2 separate regions of the Homo sapiens genome follow, and region 2 is linked to region 1. A link is an interaction called in ENCODE POLR2A ChIA-PET data of the cell type or tissue named here. Cell type or tissue: endothelial cell of umbilical vein. All regions are shown on one strand. Links, peaks and the distances in the headings refer to the core of each region. The heading gives the core; the rest is flanking DNA. Region 1 has its middle 45 kb from the start of LINC02977. Region 2 overlaps SNX30 (sorting nexin family member 30).

The links. ChIA-PET counts read pairs that join two places held together with the same protein. Peaks named below come from ENCODE experiments on the same cell type or tissue, not always from the same donor. Only the 100,000 strongest peaks of a DNase experiment are listed, where the experiment ranks them.
Region 2: POLR2A ChIA-PET joins it to region 1 with 5 read pairs; 2 of 35 experiments call an interaction of 5 or more read pairs at or near these places.

Annotation. Positions count from the first base shown.
Region 1 is chr9:111,992,939-111,997,341 of GRCh38, forward strand. It overlaps the pseudogene RNU6-710P. Among named protein-coding and RNA genes, the nearest start is that of LINC02977, 45 kb to the right of the region's middle. In endothelial cell of umbilical vein, for the core only: no CTCF peak of the experiment used is centred there; a DNase peak (open chromatin) is centred at 1,983.
Region 2 is chr9:112,795,018-112,799,420 of GRCh38, forward strand. All of the region lies in intron 1 of SNX30 (sorting nexin family member 30), which reads left to right. Among named protein-coding and RNA genes, the nearest start is that of SNX30, 46 kb to the left of the region's middle. RefSeq lists an enhancer at 492-786. In endothelial cell of umbilical vein, for the core only: no CTCF peak of the experiment used is centred there; no DNase peak of the experiment used is centred there.

The DNA of each region.
Region 1 (4,403 bases), core at 228-4,227:
TACTATTACTGAGAGGTGTTACAAAAATTCCATCTTGATTTCTAATATCAACCAACTGGAAACTAGAAAAGACTTCACACCTCCCCCCACCAAATTAAAATACTATTGCAAATTATTTATAAAATACAACTTATAAATATTAATGGAATACTGTCATTTAATAATGCTTTTATTACAAAACAGAATAACAAAAATGTTTAACATTTAATGACAAGGATTTAAACAAAATTCATCCTAAGAAAACCAAGAAGATTAAAATGATAAAGATGAAAGTGAAAGCTTACTAATTAGGAAACAAAAATGGATAGAACAGATAAATCAACTCGAGCTGTTTCTTTGGGAAAACAAAAACCAATTAAAGAGATAAATCTCTGGCAAACCTAATTATTAAATAAATAAAGCAACGGAAATAACTATATTTATCCTGAGTTTCAAAAGAATGTAATTACTGACATAAAGATTTAGAAAATGTTAACAAATACCATAAACTGCTTGATATGAAAATCTCTAATACACAGTTCTCCATTTCTACCAAGATCTCTACTAACCCAATACACTTCAAAGCTTTACTCCTCACTGTAGCAGCCCTAAAGCAAAAAAATTACCTTACAACAAGGCCATAGGTCAACTCTTCAGATGTGGCAAGGCTGTTTGACCCCTTTCTCCACCTAAAAATGCAAAAAGTTCAGGTTATACTGCAAACCTCATAATACATGCCCTTTCCTTTCAAGTAATATAAGCTTGTCTCTTTTCAAGCTAAACTGCAGTCCCATACTCAGTCCTATAAGAAACCTAAATGAAAAATAAGCTTAGAGAATGTGGAGACTAGAGGGCAGAGAACCCAGAGTTTGACCTTGGAAAATACTAAACTAAGGACTTTGTTATAAGAGAAAGCAAATGGCGGAGTGGGTTGGGTGGGGAGGGGATGACAAATATTTCATGTAAAAAGTTAAACAACTTTGTACCAGGCGAATCAGTGGGCTTAAAATATTCAGTAAACCATGCTATAAGTAGATGTGCTGTCATTCAGGCTTTGCTGTTCCATTTATAGAGCACAAGCAGAGTAGATTTAGTGTAATTTTTTTTTTTTTTTTTTTAGACAGAGTCTCGCTCTGTTGCCCAGGCTGGAGTGCAGTGGTGTGGTCTCGGGTCACTGCAACCTCCACCTCCCGGGTTCAAGCGATTCTCCTGCCTCAGCCTCCCGAGTAGCTGGGACTACAGGCACACACCGCCACGCCTGGCTAATTTTTTTGTATTTTAGTAGAGATGTGGTTTCACTGTGTTGCCCAGGCTGGTCTCAAACTCCTGAGCTCAGGCAATCATCCCACCTTGGCCTCCCAAAGCGCTGGGATTACAGGCATGAGATTTAGTGTAATTCTTAAGGGCCCTAGGATTTTGGGAATGGTAAATGAGCATTGGCTTCAACTTAAAGTTACCAGCTGCATTTGCCCCTAAAAAGACAGTCGACCTGTCCTTTGAAGCTTTGAAGGAAGACATTGACTTCTAACTATGAAAGTCCTAGATGGCATCTTCTTCTACTAGAAGGCTATTTCATCTACATTGGAAATCTGTTGTTTAGTGTAGCCACCTTCATCAATTATCTTAACTAAATCCTCTGGATAACTTGTAGCTTCTACATCAGAACTTGCTACTTCATTGTGTACTTTTATGTTATAGAGATGGCTTCTTTCCTTAAACCTCATGAACCAGCCTTTCCTGGCTTCAAACTTTCCTTCTGCAGCTTCCTCACTTCTCTCTTCCTTCATAGAAGTGAAAAGAGTTAGGGCCTTGCTCTGGATTAAGCTTTGGCTTCAGAGAATGTTGTGGCTGTTTTGATCTTGTATCTAGACCATTAAAACTTTTCCCATATCAGCAATAAGGCTGTTTTGCTTTCTGATCATTTGTATGTTCACTGGAGTAGCTCTTTTAATTTCTTTCAAGAACTCTTCCTTTGCATTCATAACTTGGCTGTTTGGCATGAGAAGCCTAGCTTTGAAAGCTTATCTTGGCTTTCATCTGGCTTCCTCACTAAGCTTAATCATTTCTAGTTTTTGAGTGAAAGTGAGAAACATGTGACTCTTCCTTTCACTGGAACACTTAGAGGCCATTGTAGGGTTATTCATTGACATGATTTCAATATTATTGTGTCTCAGGGAATAGAGAGGCTCAAGGAGACGAAGCCAGATAAGGAACAGCCAGTGAGTGGAGCAGTCAGAACACACGCAGCATTTATCAATTAAGTTTGTTGTCTTTGTGGGTGCAGTGGCTCATGCCTGTAATCCCAGAGTTTTGGGAGGCCGAGGCAGGTGGATCGTTTGAAGTCAGAAGTTTGAGACCAGCCTGGCCAACATGGCGAAACCCCGTCTCTACTAAAAACACAAAAATTAGCCGTGTGTGGTGGCATACACCTGTAGTCCTGGCTACTCGGGAGGCTGAGGCAGGAAAATCACCTGAACCCGGGAAGCAAGATTACAGTGAGCCGATATTGTGCCACTGCACTCCAGCCTGGGTGACAGAGTGAAACCCTTCTCAAAAAAAAAAAAAAAAAAAAAGTTTGCTGTCTTATATTGGCGTGATCCATAGCACCCCAAAACAATGACAATAGTAACATCAAAGATCACCGATCACAGATCACCATAATGATGGAAAAGTTTAAAATATCACATGAGTTATCAAAATATGACACAGAGACACAAAGTGAGCACATACTGTTAAGAAAAAGGCACCAAGAGATTTGCTTCATGCAGGGTTGCCACAAACCTCCAATTTGGAAAAAATGCAGTATCTGTGAAGCGCAATAAAGTGAAGTGTAACAAAACAAGGTGTGCCTATATGTAGGTGAATATTCATATAATATTGGCATGCGAAAAACCTTTAGAGGCCAGGCATGGTGGCTCATGCCTATAATCCCAGCACTTCGGGAGGCCGAGGGGGGCGTATCACCTGAGGTTAGGAGTCCGAGACCAGCCTGGCCAACATGGTGAAACTCCGTCTCTACTAAAAATGCAAAAATCAGCCTGGCGTGATGGCAGGCACCTGTAAACTCAGCTACTCAGGAGGCTAAAGCAGGAAAATTGCTTGAACCTGGGAGACGGAGGTTGCAGTGAGCCAAGATCCTGCCACGGCACTCCAGCCTGGGCAACAGGGCGAGACTCCCAACTCAAAAAAAAAAAAAAAAAAAAGAAAGAAAGAAAAGCCCTTAGAAGCATAGCATAAAAATCAGAAACTACAAAGGAAAATATTAATAAGACTAAAGGTCATATAAAAGTAAATACTCCTGTAAAGCAGCGACAATAAAAACAATAACAAAGAATAAATAAAAGACAAATATCAAACTGGAAAAATAGTGACAGCACAAATATTTTTCAAATATCAAATGCATTTTGAATATATATATATATTTTTATGTTTCTTACAAATTAAAAATGAAAAAATTAAAATTCCAACAGAAAAGTGGACAAAGGACCAAAACAGATATTTTTTAAAAATATTTTTTAATTTAAATTTTTATTTCAATAGTTTTTGGGGTACAGGTAGTTTTGGGTAACATGGATAAGTTCTTTAGTGGTGAGTTTTGAGATTGTAGCATACCCATCACCCAAGCATTGCACACTGTACCCAATATGTAGTCTTTTATCCTCCACTCCCCATTCAACCTTCACCCCCAGTCCCGAAAGTTCATTGTATCATTCTTATGAAAATATGGAACTCTTCAAAATTTGCATGTCATCTTATACAGGAGTCACGGTAATTTTCTCTGTATTATTCCAATTTTTGTATATGTGCCGCCAAAGCAAGCACCAAAACACACAATTTACAAATGAAATTATACAAATAGCCACGAATTTGGGTTGAAAAAATATTCATTTCACAATGATCAAACAAATGCAAATTAAAACAAAGCAGTGTCATTTTGTTTACTAGATTGACAAAGATACAAAATAATTACAATTTCTAATGTTGTTGACCGTATAAGGAAATTACTATTATTCTCCAAGAATGACAATGTAAATTGGCACACATTTTCTAAAATAATTTGGTTATACAAATTAAAAGTCTTCCAAATTGCATTTACTTGGCCCAGCAATGTGACTTTCAGGAATTTATCTACCCTAAAAAAGAAGTAGAAGTTTTTAATAATAGAGAAAAATATTAAACCCCCTAAATGGCCAAAAATAAGAAGTAGGTTAAATAAACAATAGTACATATATACATTATTATATTGTTAATAATAAATAATATTTATTGTCTTTGAAAAATGTTCATAGTTTCTTACAAAATGGTTTATAGAGTATGGTCCAATTTTCATTACATGTTATATATTCACACATATCCACAGATAGAGAAAATCTGAAAGAATTTAAGAGTTAAACTTTTTGTTTGTGATAAACCAAGGCTGATAT
Region 2 (4,403 bases), core at 143-4,142, 800 kb after region 1:
TTTGTTATAATAAAATCATTAAGAAAATATATTTGAGGCCCCAACTGTGGGTCTCAATGCAATTTTTATTTTTTAGCAATTATTGTGTGTCTGCTATGAACCCAGCCTCATAGTTTATAAGAGGATGCAAGAATACTTACAAGCACGTGTGTGTGTGTCTGTGTGTGTGTGTATGAGAGAGAGAGAATAGTGATACAGCACCAGCCATGTACCACACACTATTCCAACTGCTTCCATATACTAACTAACTCAATCCCACTATACCCATTTTATAAATGAGGACATCGGGGCTTAGATTAAGAAGCTTGCTTAAGTTGCACTGGTAGTAATTAGTGGTACTGGGATTCAGAACTGGGCAGTCTGGCTCAGGTTAGCCTCAGTTGCTTGTCCTTCCACAGACATTTATTGAGTACTTTTGATAGGCAAGGGATTGAATTTGGTCGTTTCTAAGATTCATTCATTCATGAAATACTGAGTACCTACCATGGGCCAGGGTAGCATAGGAGGGAAGAATCTGGAGTATGTGGCAAGGTCTGATTGACTGACTCTCCCCTCCCTCACTCCCAACAACTGATTCGAGAACTAACTTCATACTGTCTGGCCAAGACATTTCAGATCTTTATGTGGGCTGTTCCTGGAAGGTTATTGGCTGAGGTTCCCAGGGCAAATGTTAGGGGAGTTGGCTTGAAGTCACTACCCGACCTGGGGAGACAGAAAGATAATCACACACACACACTCACAGTACAGTCACACACACACACACACACACACACACACACGCACACATGATGAGCAAGGCACAGTTGCAGTCACTGGGGACTTACAGTGTTTGTGGATAAGTTTGATATATAAATAAATGATTAAAACTACAAAATGCTTCAGTGGAGGTGTCTTCAAAGTATTGAGAAGGGTGTGAGTAATTCTACCAGGGAGTGGGTCAAGGAAAGCGTTAAAGGAGAGGGGATTCAAGCAGATTCCTGGAAGATATTTGGAGATTATTATGTACAGCAGGGGAGCTTTTCCAGCAAAGATAAGGGGCATGAAACTGCTGGGTGGTTCCTGAGAACTGGTCCCTCGGATGTGGAAGGAGGTGGTAAGAAAGGAGGCTGCTGAGATCAAACCAGGCCAGATTGTGGGAAACCACTGTCTGAGCTGATTTTGGCATCTCTGCCTTAAGATTGTGAATTCTTTTTCTTTTGTGCAGTGTCTGTCCACTGACAGAGCTGTTCGGAGGCCCGGTGTGCTAGTGTTGATAAAATGTTAAGGGAGGGCCCCTGTGATGCCTAGCATGGCATCCTGCCTGAGGTCAGTGTTTAAATGTTTACTGAAATAACCAAGACATGATGTTTATCCTGGAGTTCCAGAGAAGATGTTGTCCCCCTACAAATCCCCAGACACTGGGGTGTGGACGCCGTGTGTCCCGTGGTACCAGTACATTGAAAAGGCAGTCCCATCAGTGGCTGCTGCTGTAGTTGGACTCTGCAGTCACGTCCACACTGAGAGGGGCTGTTGAAGGTATGACGTCCCAGCTGATGAGCTTGTCCATCTGCCCTGTAGTCAGAAGCATAACGGAAGAGAAGCGGAGGGGGGAGGTCTATTGCCATGAGTACCTTCTGTGAAAAATGGTACCCTTTTAGTAATTACAGTTTTTTTGATATTGCGTAGGTATGTGATTAAATGATCTGTGGTCAGCAGAAATGGGAGTTGAAGGTGCTTTTTCTGTGTACTTTCCATTACCCCCCAAGTTGGGTGACATTGCCCTTGACCCCAGGCCACACTTCTTCACTCCGCCGTGTCCCATTGCCCTTCCCAGATGTCCCGTCATCAGCTAGAGCTCATGGATGTGACTGCTAGGTTAACCTCTAATTTCCTGTACGTTCTCTTGCATGGGGGCTAGGTCATAACTCACCTGCAAAACTCCAAGAGGAGAGAATATAGGGAAAGCACCCCCTCCTCCCCAGCCTGTGATCTGATGGCCCACAGGTCACCCAGGCTCTTCCCATGGTGTCATGTCACTTTCTTGCCATATTCTTTAGTCTCTGTTTCCCAGTTATTCCAAAGCGATATTCAGAGGCCTTCACATCTGCTGCTAGGCAGGGCTCTGTTCTGTTACCAAACCTCCAAACCAAACAAGATAACTAACTAGGCCTTCTTAGTTTCACAGCCATTTTTTGAATACTGTAGGGACATAATTTATTCATTGGCTTCTTACCAAGACCAAAGAGCGAGGTCTGCAATTTAAAAAATCTATCTTTCCCTTCCTTTCCTGGCATTTGTCCCACTGACTACCCTCCTACCCACTACTCTCTTTTAAAAACGTCATAGAAAATTTTAAGCATATAGAAAAGGGAAGAGAATTGTATAATGAACCTGCAGGTACCAGCTTCAATGGTGATCAGCTTGGGCATCTTGTATCATTTATATCCCCACCTACTCATCCTTAATTATTTTGAAGCAAATGCCATTTTATTTTATTCATAAATATTTTAGTATATAATTTTAAAAGATGAAGATTTTGTAAAATCATACTTCCATTATCATACCCAGTGATTCCTTAATATCAATATTCAAATTTCCCTAAATATCTCAAAATCTTTATCTTTTTGTATCTTGTTTTAATGGAATTGGTTGATCTCTTAAGTTTCTTTACATTTATAGGTGCTTGCGCTCTCTCTTCTTTTCTTTTTCTTTTTCTTTTTTTTTTTTTTTTGAGATGGAGTCTTGCTCTGTCGCCCAGACTGGAGTGCAGTGGCATGATCCCGGCTCACTGCAACCTCTGCCTGCCGGGGTTCAAGCAATTCTCCTGCCTCAGCCCCCCGAGTAGGCGCACGCCACCGTGCCCAGCTAATATTGGTATTTTTTTTTTTTTTTTTTTTAGTAGAGACGATTTCACCATGTTGGCCAGGCTGGTCTTGAACTCCTGACCTCAAGTGATCTGCCTGCCTTCGCCTCCCAAAGTGCTGTAATTACAGGCGTGAGGCACTGCGCGCCCAGCCAGGTTTCTTAATGTTTACCTGGGCCCACGTGGTGGTCTTGACAAAGTGGGAAAAACGGAGTATGCTCACAGGGAGCTTTCCTTGTTGAGGTTTGTTTTTTTTTTTTTCTTTTTTTTTTTTTTTTTTTATTATACTCTAAGTTTTAGGGTACATGTGCACATTGTGCAGGTTAGTTACATATGTATACATGTGCCATGCTGGTGCACTGCACCCACTAATGTGTCATCTAGCATTAGGTATATCTCCCAATGCTATCCCTCCCCCCTCCCCCGACCCCACCACAGTCCCCAGAGTGTGATATTCCCCTTCCTGTGTCCATGTGATCTCATTGTTCAATTCCCACCTATGAGTGAGAATATGCGGTGTTTGGTTTTTTGTTCTTGCGATAGTTTACTGAGAATGATGGTTTCCAATTTCATCCATGTCCCTACAAAGGATATGAACTCATCATTTTTTATGGCTGCATAGTATTCCATGGTGTATATGTGCCACATTTTCTTAATCCAGTCTATCATTGTTGGACATTTGGGTTGGTTCCAAGTCTTTGCTATTGTGAATAGTGCCGCAATAAACATACGTGTGCATGTGTCTTTATAGCAGCATGATTTATACTCATTTGGGTATATACCCAGTAATGGGATGGCTGGGTCAAATGGTATTTCTAGTTCTAGATCCCTGAGGAATCGCCACACTGACTTCCACAATGGTTGAACTAGTTTACAGTCCCACCAACAGTGTAAAAGTGTTCCTATTTCTCCGCATCCTCTCCAGCACCTGTTGTTTCCTGACTTTTTAATGATTGCCATTCTAACTGGTGTGAGATGATATCTCATAGTGGTTTTGATTTGCATTTCTCTGATGGCCAGTGATGATGAGCATTTCTTCATGTGTTTTTTGACTGCATAAATGTCTTCTTTTGAGAAGTGTCTGTTCATGTCCTTCGCCCACTTTTTGATGGGGTTGTTTGTTTTTTTCTTGTAAATTTGTTTGAGTTCATTGTAGATTCTGGATATTAGCCCTTTGTCAGATGAGTAGGTTGCAAAAATTTTCTCCCATTCTGTAGGTTGCCTGTTCACTCTGATGGTAGTTTCTTTTGCTGTGCAGAAGCTCTTTAGTTTAATTAGATCCCATTTGTCAATTTTGTCTTTTGTTGCCATTGCTTTTGGTGTTTTGGACATGAAGTCCTTGCCCACGCCTATGTCCTGAATGGTAATGCCTAGGTTTTCTTCTAGGGTTTTTATGGTTTTAGGTTTAACGTTTAAATCTTTAATCCATCTTGAATTGATTTTTGTATAAGGTGTAAGGAAGGGATCCAGTTTCAGCTTTCTACATATGGCTAGCCAGTTTTCCCAGCACCATTTATTAAATAGGGAATCCTTTCCCCATTGCTTGTTTTTCTCAGGTTTG